2 separate regions of the Homo sapiens genome follow, and region 2 is linked to region 1. Evidence: chromatin contacts called from ENCODE Hi-C data. All regions are on one chromosome and are shown on one strand. Each heading gives the region's core, a stretch centred on a gene start or an enhancer-like site at or near the end of the contact. The rest is flanking DNA. Distances are from core to core; before and after follow the strand shown.

Region 1 (5,230 bases), core at 752-3,251:
TTTTTAATTAAGAAATTTTTTTTTAGAGACAGGGTCTTGCCATGTAGTCCAGGCTGGTCTCAAACTCCTGGGCTCAAGCTCTCCTCTCACTTCGTCCTCCCAAAGTGCTGGGATTACAGGCGAGAGCCACTGGGCCTGACTGGAGTATGCTTTTTTTGGTTTGTTTTTGAGACGAAGTCTTGCGCTGTCCCCCAGGCTGAAGTTCAGTGGTGTGATCTCAGCTCACTGCAACCTCCACCTCCCGGATTCAAGCGATTCTCCTGCCTCAGCCTCCTGAGCAGCTGGGATTACAGGCATGTGCCACCATGCTCAGCTATTTTTCATTATTTTTAGTAGAGACGAGGTTTCACCATACTGGCCAGGCTGGTCTCGAACTCCTGACCTCAGGTGATCCGCCCACCTCAGCCTCCCAAAATGCTGGGATTACAGGTGTGAGCCACTGAACCTGCCCTGGAGTATGGTTTTAAATGCTAGTTTTTATCTAACAGAATTTTACTGTGGTAAGAAGGGAGGAAGAAAAAAAATCCCAGACTTAATTTGAGAGGATGTTACTGGGAGTTGGGAGAAAAGGATGAAATCCAGAGAAGACTTGATGGAGGCACCCTGGGCAGTGAGGGGAGGAGGGAGGCAGCAAAAGGGGCCTTATCCCTGAAGGAGGACAGCTGGCAGGGAGGCAGGAGCATTGTCTGTGGTGTCCCACTGTCTTAGGATCAAGACCACACCCCTGATATTGCCCCCCAGTGCCTAAGGCCTTGCCCTGCCTACTGCCCTAGTGTCACCTGCACTACTCTTGTTCTGGGTTTCTGAGCTCCAGACACATTTCCTTAAAGATATCCCCATGGGACCCCACCTCGGGGCCTTTTTGTTTTTTTGTTTGTTTGTTGTTTTTTTTTTTTGGCAGGGTCTTGCTCTGTTGTCTAGGCTGGAGTGTAGTGGCACAATCACAGTTCACTGCAGCCTCTACGTCCTGGGCTCAGGCAATCCTCCATCTCAGCCTCCTGAGTGGCTGAGACTACAGGTGCACACTGCTATACCCAGCTATTTTTTTTTTTTTTTTGTAGAGACAGGGTTTTGCCATGTTGCCCAGGCTGGTCTCGAACTCCTGGGCTCAAGCCATCCTCCTGCCTCGGCTTCCCAAAGTGCTGGGATTACAGGTGTGAGCCACTGTGCCGGGCCCACCTCAGAGCCTTTGAGCATGGCATTCCCGCTCCTGGGTTTCCACCAGTACTTACTAATGCCTATTCATCTTTTGGTGACTTCCCTGACTCCTATCTACCAGCTGGAGGCGTAGACAGCCCAGAGCCACATCAGCCCACTTCCAGAAGCAGTGAGCATTTCAATGTCCACAGTGTGCACAGGCCCCAGGGGCAGTGGCTTCACCAGGAGGTGCTCATGAAGCCCACAGTAGCACCAAGGAGCACTCCTTATCTTGTCCTGGATGGAGTCAGCACCCTGAGCCTTCCCTTCAGATCCTTGTTATAGTCTGCAATTACGTATCTGGGTGATTGTTTCATTAATGTCCTTCTCCCAACTAAATAGTCAGCTTCCTTTTTGTTGGCCATGGTATCTGCAGCCTAGCACGGACCCAGAGGCCTGGACGGTGCCCGCTAAGTGTTTGTGGAATGGCTTCCTTCCTTGTTTTGCCAAGGGGTGCCAGAATGTGCCACTGGCATTTGCTTTTCATTTACACTATTCTTGTGGCTAGGGTGGAGTGGGTTGGAGGTCATGGCCATCTCTAGAGAGCTGTTCCAAGACTACTTGAGCTTGTGTTTTCTTCCCAGCCCAAGATTCAGAATCCACTGGCCTTGAGTTCGCCCTGTCCTGGGGACAGTGGGACCTGTCACCTGCTGGCCAAGGTAGGGCTCCAACTTTGTGAAAAGTACATGCGGCAGGTCTGACCCTTAAACAACTCTTCTGACGTGTGGAATGCAGGGCTGGGTGGGAGCAGCCGGCACACCTGTCATTCACTGTTTAGCCACTGAAGGGCAGTGTTGCTCCACAGGAAGGGGCCAGGCAGATGTGCGCCATCACTGTGGCTCCCAGGTCGGAATGAGGATATTTTAGCTAGTCCCTACCAAGCACCACTGGTGTGCTAGTCACTTTGAATATAGTACTCGTGCAATCATGCAAGAGAAAGTTGATGACCCGTAGTGTAGTGTGGTGTAGTGTGGTGTAGTGTAGTGTAGTGTAGTGTAGTGTAGTGTAGTGTAGTGTGTAGTGTAGTGTAGTGTAGTGTGTAGTGTAGTGTAGTGTAGTTTTTGAGACAGGGTCTCACTGTTGTCCAGGCTGGAATATAGTGATCAGGGCTCACTGCAGCCTTGACCTCCGGGGCTCAAGTAATCCTCCCGCCTTAGCCTCCCAAATAACTGGGACTACAGGTGCACACCACTACACTTGGCTAATTTTTGTATTTTTTTTGTAAAGATTGGCGGGGGGGGGGGGGTCTCACTGTGTTGCCTAGGCTGGTCTCGAACTCCAGGGCTCAAGTGATTCTCCTGCCTCAGCCTCCCAAAGTACTGGGATTACAGGTGTGAGCCAGCACACCCAGCTGACCCTTATTTTAAAGATGAAGTAAAGAAAATCGGAGAGATTAAATGATGTTTTCAATGTTTCATGACTAGTAAATGGCTAAGCCAGAAATCAACCTCAGGTCTGCCTAAATCCCAAACCCCGTCAGTGCCTTCACCTGCTCTCCCTTTGTCACGATGGCCAATCTTTTCTAGCATGTCTTCCTAGCAGCCACCTGCCAGGGTAGTGCTGAGTGCACAACCTTGTCTCACTCAGCTGGCTCAATTTAGCCAACTTTTGATTACCGAAATTAATACAGGGGTCACTGACTTGGGTCTAAAATTTTAAAATGGGTTATTAAAATGCTTGCTTTGGCCAGGCGCAGTGGCTCATGCCTATAATCCCAGCACTTTGAGAGGCTGAGGCAAGAGGATCATTTGAGGTCAGGAGCTCGAAACCAGCCAGCCAACATGGTGAAACCTAATCTATACTAAAAATACAAAAATTAGACAGGTGTGGTGACACTCACCTCTAGTCCCAGCTGCTCGGGAGGTTGAGGCAGGAGAATCACTTGAACCCAGGAGGCAGAGGTTGCAGTGAGCCGAGATTATGCCACTGCACTCCAGCCTGGGTGACAGATTGAGACACTGTCTTGAAAAACAAAATAAAATAAAATGCTTGTTTTGATTCTAGAGACTGTTATTCGGTATGCATGGGATAGGGGGAGGAGGGAAAACAGATTTGTCCTTCCATAGTCCTCTCTCTGATCTCATTCTGCAATCTTTCCTCCCCCTTCCCCACCCAGCCCTCACACAGCTGCCAGGCAGCTTTCCAACAGATTTGATCAGATGGCTCTCTCACTACTGTACTGGGCCCCCTGTAGCTTCTGGAAGAAAGTCCCACTCCTTAGCAAGCAGCCCAGGTGCTTCCTAAGCTGCCAGCTACCTTGCCGCCAGACTTCTTCCCCACTGGCTTACGAGGGTGCACTGTCAGCCCCAGCCCCCTGAGCCACAGCATTCAGTATCTAAAGCTGTAATCTCTCCACTGCAGAGTGAGAATGAAGATACTGGCCACCCAGGTGGTTGTAAGGCTAAAACCACCACCTTTAAAGATCGCTTGGCACAGTGCTGGCCACAGTGGGGCTCATCACCACGTTTCTCACCTTCCCTTCCTCAGCCCTTGGAAATGTGCAAGTATAGTACAACCTACAAAGGCAAATCCATGTGGTATAGTGCTCTGCACAGTGCAATCCCTGTGTAAACATTTCTAGACACAGAAATGTCAGCTGGGGCATTATTTTGCTCAGGCTGACACTGAGGAAGACATTTCCTGGATTTTTTTCCTGTGCCCATGGTGAGGTCCAAAGTGACCCAAATACCACCTAAATCCCTGGATGCTAAACTCCTTGAGGGCAGAGACAGAGTTATGAACCTCTGGGTCTCCCCATAGGTCCAACCCAGCACTAGGTCTTCAGTGGCGTCTCTAAGAATGTCAGTTGGTCAATTTGTTATTCAATGGGCACATGACAAGTTGCAGGAGTGCACAGGTGCTTTCAGGGTATCATCATCTCAAACAGAAACAGCATTGTTTCAAAGAGCCTGTAGGAGTCCAGAAGAAATACAGGACTTTCTTCTTCCTTTTGCAAAAGCTGGCAGTTTAAAGCCACAGGGCATTAGATCAAGAATGCCATGAGGCTGACCAGTGAGGGGCTTGACTTTGAGGGCTCTGGGCTGGTTGGGCTGGCCATGCTTACACTTGGAAAGCAGTAGGACCCATTCCCTGGTTTTGAGCATTCAAAGTAGCCTTGGCTTACTCTCTGCTCTGAGTTCTCACTTCAGTCTTCCTATTCTGAGGTTCAAAGAACTGCAAATAGTCCTCAGACAAAGCCTGTGGGGTGTCTCCCCAGATTCCAGGAACTCTCCAAATCAGATAGACCAGGATTATGAAACTCAGCCTCTTCTATGAAGGGTCCCACTGGATCCCATAATAAGTGGGAATTCTACCCTCAGCCCAGACTCTCCGGACTCCAGCCCAATCTCAGTCTTAACCTCAGGGTTCCAGCTTTCCTCCGTCCATTGCCACATCAAACTCACCTGTTCTGGGTTTGCATGTCAGGTACATTTTCTGATCAATATGCATTTGCCTATTCCTATTCTGTGACTAAGGTATTCCTTGGGTATTGATGGGTCTGCCTGCGTGTGTTCTCAAATCTAAAGTCATCAGCTACCCTTTGAACATTGTAAGCATGTTATATACAGGTTATTTTTGCCTTTAGTTATCTCAGTAACATTATATTCCATGTTATATGGCATTTAAACTATCTGGGTGGTCTTGTATATAATACTTTACTTCCTTCAGAACCACAGGAAAAACTAATTGCTATTACTTCTGTGAGAGATGGGGATTCTCAAGGGACTTGCCCGTCAGTTTACAAAGTAGTGATGGGGCTGGGCGTGGTGGCTAATGCCTGTAATCCCAGCACTTTGGGAGGCTGAGGCGGGCGGATCGTTTGAGATCAGGAGTTCCAGATCAGACTGACCAGCATGGGTAAACTCCATCTCTACTAAAAATACAAAAATTAGCTGGGTGTGGTGGCGCATGACTGTAATCCCAGCTACTCAGGAGGCTGAGGCATGAGAATCACCTGAACCCGGAGGCAGAGGTTGCAGTGAGCTGAGATTGCACCACTGTACTCCAGCCTGGGCAACAGAGGGAGACTCTG
Region 2 (5,230 bases), core at 903-3,402, 540 kb after region 1:
TCGTGGGATCTGAGACTGAGTTGGCTAGGGCCACATTCCCACCTTTCCAGGAACGTGTGGAGCATTGACCCTGCTCTCTGAGCATCTACTCCATTCTCCTGACTCTGCTCCTGGCTACTTCATGCCCTCACCTGCACATGACCATCATGGAGAAGACCTGTTTCTCTTTGCTTCCCTGCTTTCTGCACCACAATCCTTCTGCTTTGGCTCTCACTTCAAATGTCAACAGCCGCTCAGTTTCCCAAACTTACGTCCTGAAGGATGAATCTTAAGAGGCCCAGATCATCTTTTTCCAGGCCACAACTCAGTGGCCTTGGGAGAGGCTACCCTTAAGTCAGAGCGCACCCTGATCTAGCTAGTTACAGCTAAGAGGGGAGGAGGGGCAGATTCCTATGGGGGTGGTCTCTGGGAAGGTGACAAAAGATTGGCCTCTCATCTGACATCTTTTTCCTTATGGGAACAAAGGAGACAAAAGCCACTCTTCTGAGGCTTCAAAGACAGCCTTCTCACAATACTCTATCCAAAGGGAAGAGAAATGTCCTTTCTACAGGGCAGGTCAATTCAGTGGCAAGTCTAGAGGCTTCACAGGGAAACGGTCTCTGTATGGCAGCAGCTAGACTCAGACTTGAGGGTTTAAAAGGAGCGAGAGATGTGAATTCCCAGTCATCTGTGCCCTTGTGGAGATCTAGGCACAACAGCACAACATTCACAATAGATTCTTATTAGAGAGCTTCCTTTTGGTCTGATTCCAGCAGAAGGGTTTTGTAACTTGTATTGTTGAGTCCTCACTTTCCTGGGAGGAAGATGGAAAGGTTAGAGGAAAATGCTGGTCAAGAAAGGTCATAATTCCCTGGAGTTGTTGGATGTGACAAAGAAGCAGATATTTCAGTAGAAAGGGCACCAATTTGCCTGCTCCTTGCTCCCCACTTGGGAGACTTCAGGCCACTCTAGGATTCGGAGTTTTCCCTCCACATGGGACTGAGCAGGACTGAGCAGCGGGGCCAGGCCTGGAAGGACTTGGAGTCTGTGGAGGATGGATGGGGCAGGGTCCCCGCTTCCGGCTCCACAGCTAGCCTTGCCAGGAAGGCTTGGAGCTGCTCCCTGGCCTTGACCACCCCTGGGGAGCAACAAGCAAAAGGTTCTGAGCCAGGGCATCGGTGCTGCCGGAAGGCCCCCAGCATCCTGCCAGAACTGAATCTGACATGGCCACCCAACAGCCCACCTCCCCAAGGTTGGGGAAAGCAGCCTCAGAGATCACATTCATCAGCCTCAGAGACTACACTTTATTAGTATTGCTTTCATCATATTAACACAAGCAATAACAAGTGCTTTCAACATCCTAAACCACACATCTGGAAGCTGCACTAGGCAATACAGATATAAACCCTTCAAAGAACTGGCCACTTGTCCAGGCTTTAAGAGGCTCTGATGGATTTCAGGCCTGTCTCATTTGATCCTGAGCCCAGCCCCACGTCACCATGCTGCCCTGCCCATGCCCACGGTCATGACTGCCCAGGCACCAACCGAGCTCTGATGTTCTATCCAAACGTTGCCATCCCTAGAATCAATGGAAAAAAACAGGACTTGGAAAGCCCAGCCGGCTGCAGTGGGGGCTCGAGAGGACAGATGGGTAGAAGAGAGCTGCATCTATAGGCGCTGGCTTTCTGCCCCTCGTGGGGCCAGCCCAGCCTACTCCTGGAATAGCTCTGAGTCCGCCAGCAGAGGGCTGTCACCCTTGGGGCCTGCCGCAGGAGTGAAGCCACATTGACAGGCTCTGTGCACTCCCCCGACCCATGCTACTCATAGCTGGGGCGCTGTGAGCACATTAGCCAGCATCGCAGAGGCGGGCATATAACCCTCGCCTTGCTCACTGCACAGGGTGATTTTATCAGGACAAAATGGAAGAGCTATGTAAGTGGCTGGGTGCTGAAAAATGTAATGATGGCACTTGCTGAAATGCCATTTAACCTGGAGAACATATTTTATTAGCTGCAAAAGTGTAGTCTCCTCTAAGGAGTAAGGACAATGGAAATTCCAGGGCAAAAATGTAAAACAATAAATACTGGGCCAACAGCAAGCCAGTAAACGGCATTTCCCATTCCACTCCTTAAAAAGACTTGGCTGAGCCGCTGGGTGAACGTGGCCTCCCTGGCATTGGTCCTGGGGCCCACTGGCACAGTTCCCTTTGCTGACAGAGGCAGGTTCCCAGCCCTGATTCCTTCCCCACCACCCCCAAGGATGTCCACTGTCCCCAACCTCCCTCTTCCTCTCACACCTTCCATGCTAGGCGCCTGCCAGAAATGCCATCTGCCGACCTCAAAGTCTCACCTCATCCCTCCTCAAGCCGCACCCTGAGTGTCTCCCACTCCTCCAAAACTCAGCCCTGAGACCCGGTCCCAGGGGGTCCCTCTGGCTCAGATGTGCAAAACCTTAGGACGGGATTGCTGTCTTCCTCGGTGTGCCCCCAGAAGCAGACCCTGAGACAAGGATTCGGGTGCAAGTCGTTTATTCGGGAGCTGATTCCTGGAATCACGGAGAGGTGGTGAGGAAGACAGCCAGGGAAGGAGGAGAGCTGCTGAGGGCCACGCGAATGAGCTCTGGCCAGGGAGCCACCAAGAGTCAGTGTAGGATGCACCTCGGAATCATGCCACTAAGGGCATGGAGGCTGGAGTGGTAAGGAAGCTGGGGTATTTCCACTCAATCTGGGCTCTTATTGTTAGAGAGGTGCCTCTGGAAGGCATCGAACCCCTGAAACTTTCAGTCTAAGCTGTCCATGTGCAGATGATGTCAGAGAAAGCCCTCAGGGAGAGAGTCACAGGTCCTTGGTGAAGGAAGTCATCTGCCTGTACAGGAACTGTCCTCCAGTAGACCAACGGAAAGTGTGCTGGACATAAACAACACCACACTGACCAAGGCCCCAGAGGAGCTCTGGAGCTGGCAGCCAGGCGCTCAGTGCTCGCACAGGTGAAGGCCTGCAGGATTCAGAGTCGAAGATCTGAGTGGGAATCCTGGCTCTGTTCCAGAGCAAATCTTGAGCAACTTCCTTTCCCTCTAAGCCTCACCTTCTTTGTTGAAATGGGAAACTCATACTTTCTCCACAGGATTGCTGTGAGCCCTGAAGCCAAGATACCAGGTACTATTAGAAACTGGCTTTCAACCTTTCAGATAATGTCTTTTTGAAGTTACAAGTTGAATGCTTCCCATTCTTGCCAAGAATTACTCATATTTCTGACTAACATTACTAATGCCAAAGCAATAATGCTGGGAGTGGGGAGTCTGAAGTTGAGAATTAGTCTTGGAAGTCATATTTTACATAAGCATTATTCCACGTTATCCTGCAAAGAACTGGCCACCAGAGAGCCTGGTACTAAAGTGCGTAGCAGCATGATACGTCAGTTCAGGTAGTGCCCACAGTTATCAGTAAATTAGCTGATTCTGTCTCACCTTACTGTTCTGAACATATGATTTTTGCCCATCTCAAAATGGGCAAAATTACATTGCGATTAGTGGGGAAAATGACTGATTTTGCCATTATAAAATTCTTTTGGCAACAAAGATTTCTCTTTAGAGGAAAATGGCTATATTTAGAATAAATAAGCCAACAGGTTGAAAATACAATTTGCTAATAATTGATAGGCAGTATACTATTGAATGGAGAAAAGTAATTAAAAATATACATACATATATACATACACAGAAACATATATACAGAGAGAGCACGTGTGTGTGTGTGTGTGTGTGTGTGTGTGTGTGTATTCAGCCCTGGCTGGGAAAATGTTACAGGTTGGGTTCTCCAGAAACAGATAATGAAGCAGAATTTCGGGTGCAAAATTTTATTAGGGCTCAACACCTGTGAAGGAAGGAGGGAGCGAGTAGAATGGGAAAGAAGTTGAATGGCAACAAGGTCTTGGCCAGTCTAGCAGGAACTCTGGAGTGGATATTGTCCTGCAGAGCAAATGAGATGGCTGTGCTTTCACACCCCTGCCTCTCTGTGACAGGATGCAAGCTGCCACCAGAAGAGCATGACCTAGTGCAAGGCAGCTCTTTGAGCAAGGCAGCTCTTTGCAGGGAGGCGGCCCTTTGCAACAAGGCAGGCCCTGAAAGAGCCGATAGCTGGGGGCTGGCTGCTGACCAAGCTTTCAGTGGATGGGCAGCAAGTCCTTTAGAGGAAGGGGATCTAGGCTGTGCATCCCTGCGTCTATAAAGGCATTAACTCTTGGTCATTTTATTTCAACAGCTTCTTTTGGCTGACCATAACTCATCCTGGAGTTTCCCTCCCACCTCCCTCTGCTGCCCCCCACCATTTCTCTTGGTTTACTTTCGATCCTCCTTGCTAAACCAAAAGCAAATAAGGTAGGAGAGTGAAAAAGAAAAGAACTATTCCAGTCTGTTCTTTCACCTCTCAGCTCTGGATATGGCTGTCTGCAAATATTCACAGCACCAGTGACCTCCATTCCCTCAAGCTAAGCTCCATCTTCCTGCCTCTGTGCCCTCATCCAAACTAATATTCTCCTGGAATAACCCTTCTACTCTGCTTCTATTTCTATTTATCCTTCAAGGCCTTTTTAAGTCTCACCTCTGTGAAAAACGAAAATCTCTTCATGGGCCCTATTCTCATTGTTTATAACCTACATTCGAGCATTTTAGGCAATATTTAACTACACATTTTCTTAAATCCCAGTCTGGAGTGTAGTGGTGCAATCTCAGCTCACCGCCACCTCTGCCTCCTGGGTTCATGAGATTCTCCTGCCTCAGCCTCCCCAGTAGCTGGGATTACAGGTGCGTGCCACCACACCCAGCTAATTATTGTATTTTTAGTAGAGACAGAGTTTCACCATGCTGGCCAGGCTGGTCTCAAACTCCTGACCTCAGGTGATCTGCCCACCTCGGCCTCCCAAAGTGTTGAGATTACAGGTATGAGTCACCGCGTCCAGCCGCAAAAATTAATAATTGAGGAGTAGGATGTGCACCTTTTGTATTCCCTTTAGTACCTGGATAGTATGGGTGCCTGATATGTACTTATGAATTTTTACATTGAATCAAAAGAAATTGCTTTTAGAAGGAACGCTCAAAATGTAAAGTGATTACATTCCAACCATATGCAACACTTCTAATTGCTGCGGTTTCCACTTGAATGATCATGAAATGATCTGGAGAAGCAACATGTGGAAATTTAAATCCATTCATTTATCAACAGCAAAACAGCTATTTCCAACTTTTTTTTTTTTTT

The links. Hi-C counts contacts between places; a loop is a spot of excess contacts on that map. Pooled maps may share reads with other maps.
Region 2: a pooled map shows a loop between it and region 1 (5-fold over the local background). The contact joins two enhancer-like sites. A Hi-C loop is called at or near these places in 3 of 37 single-sample maps with no recorded cell type and 14 of 50 pooled maps.

The regions. Positions count from the first base shown.
Region 1 is chr2:47,320,047-47,325,276 of GRCh38, reverse strand. All of the region lies in intron 3 of EPCAM-DT (EPCAM divergent transcript), which reads left to right. Among named protein-coding and RNA genes, the nearest start is that of BCYRN1, 13 kb to the left of the region's middle. RefSeq lists enhancers at 1,672-1,831, 1,813-2,107 and a silencer at 1,813-2,107. Within about 2 kb of position 2,001, at least 3 of the 41 ENCODE cell types and tissues checked have a DNase peak (open chromatin) inside an H3K27ac peak, as active enhancers do.
Region 2 is chr2:46,777,507-46,782,736 of GRCh38, reverse strand. No RefSeq gene overlaps it. Among named protein-coding and RNA genes, the nearest start is that of LINC01118, 37 kb to the left of the region's middle. RefSeq lists a silencer at 693-987. Within about 2 kb of position 2,152, at least 13 of the 41 ENCODE cell types and tissues checked have a DNase peak (open chromatin) inside an H3K27ac peak, as active enhancers do.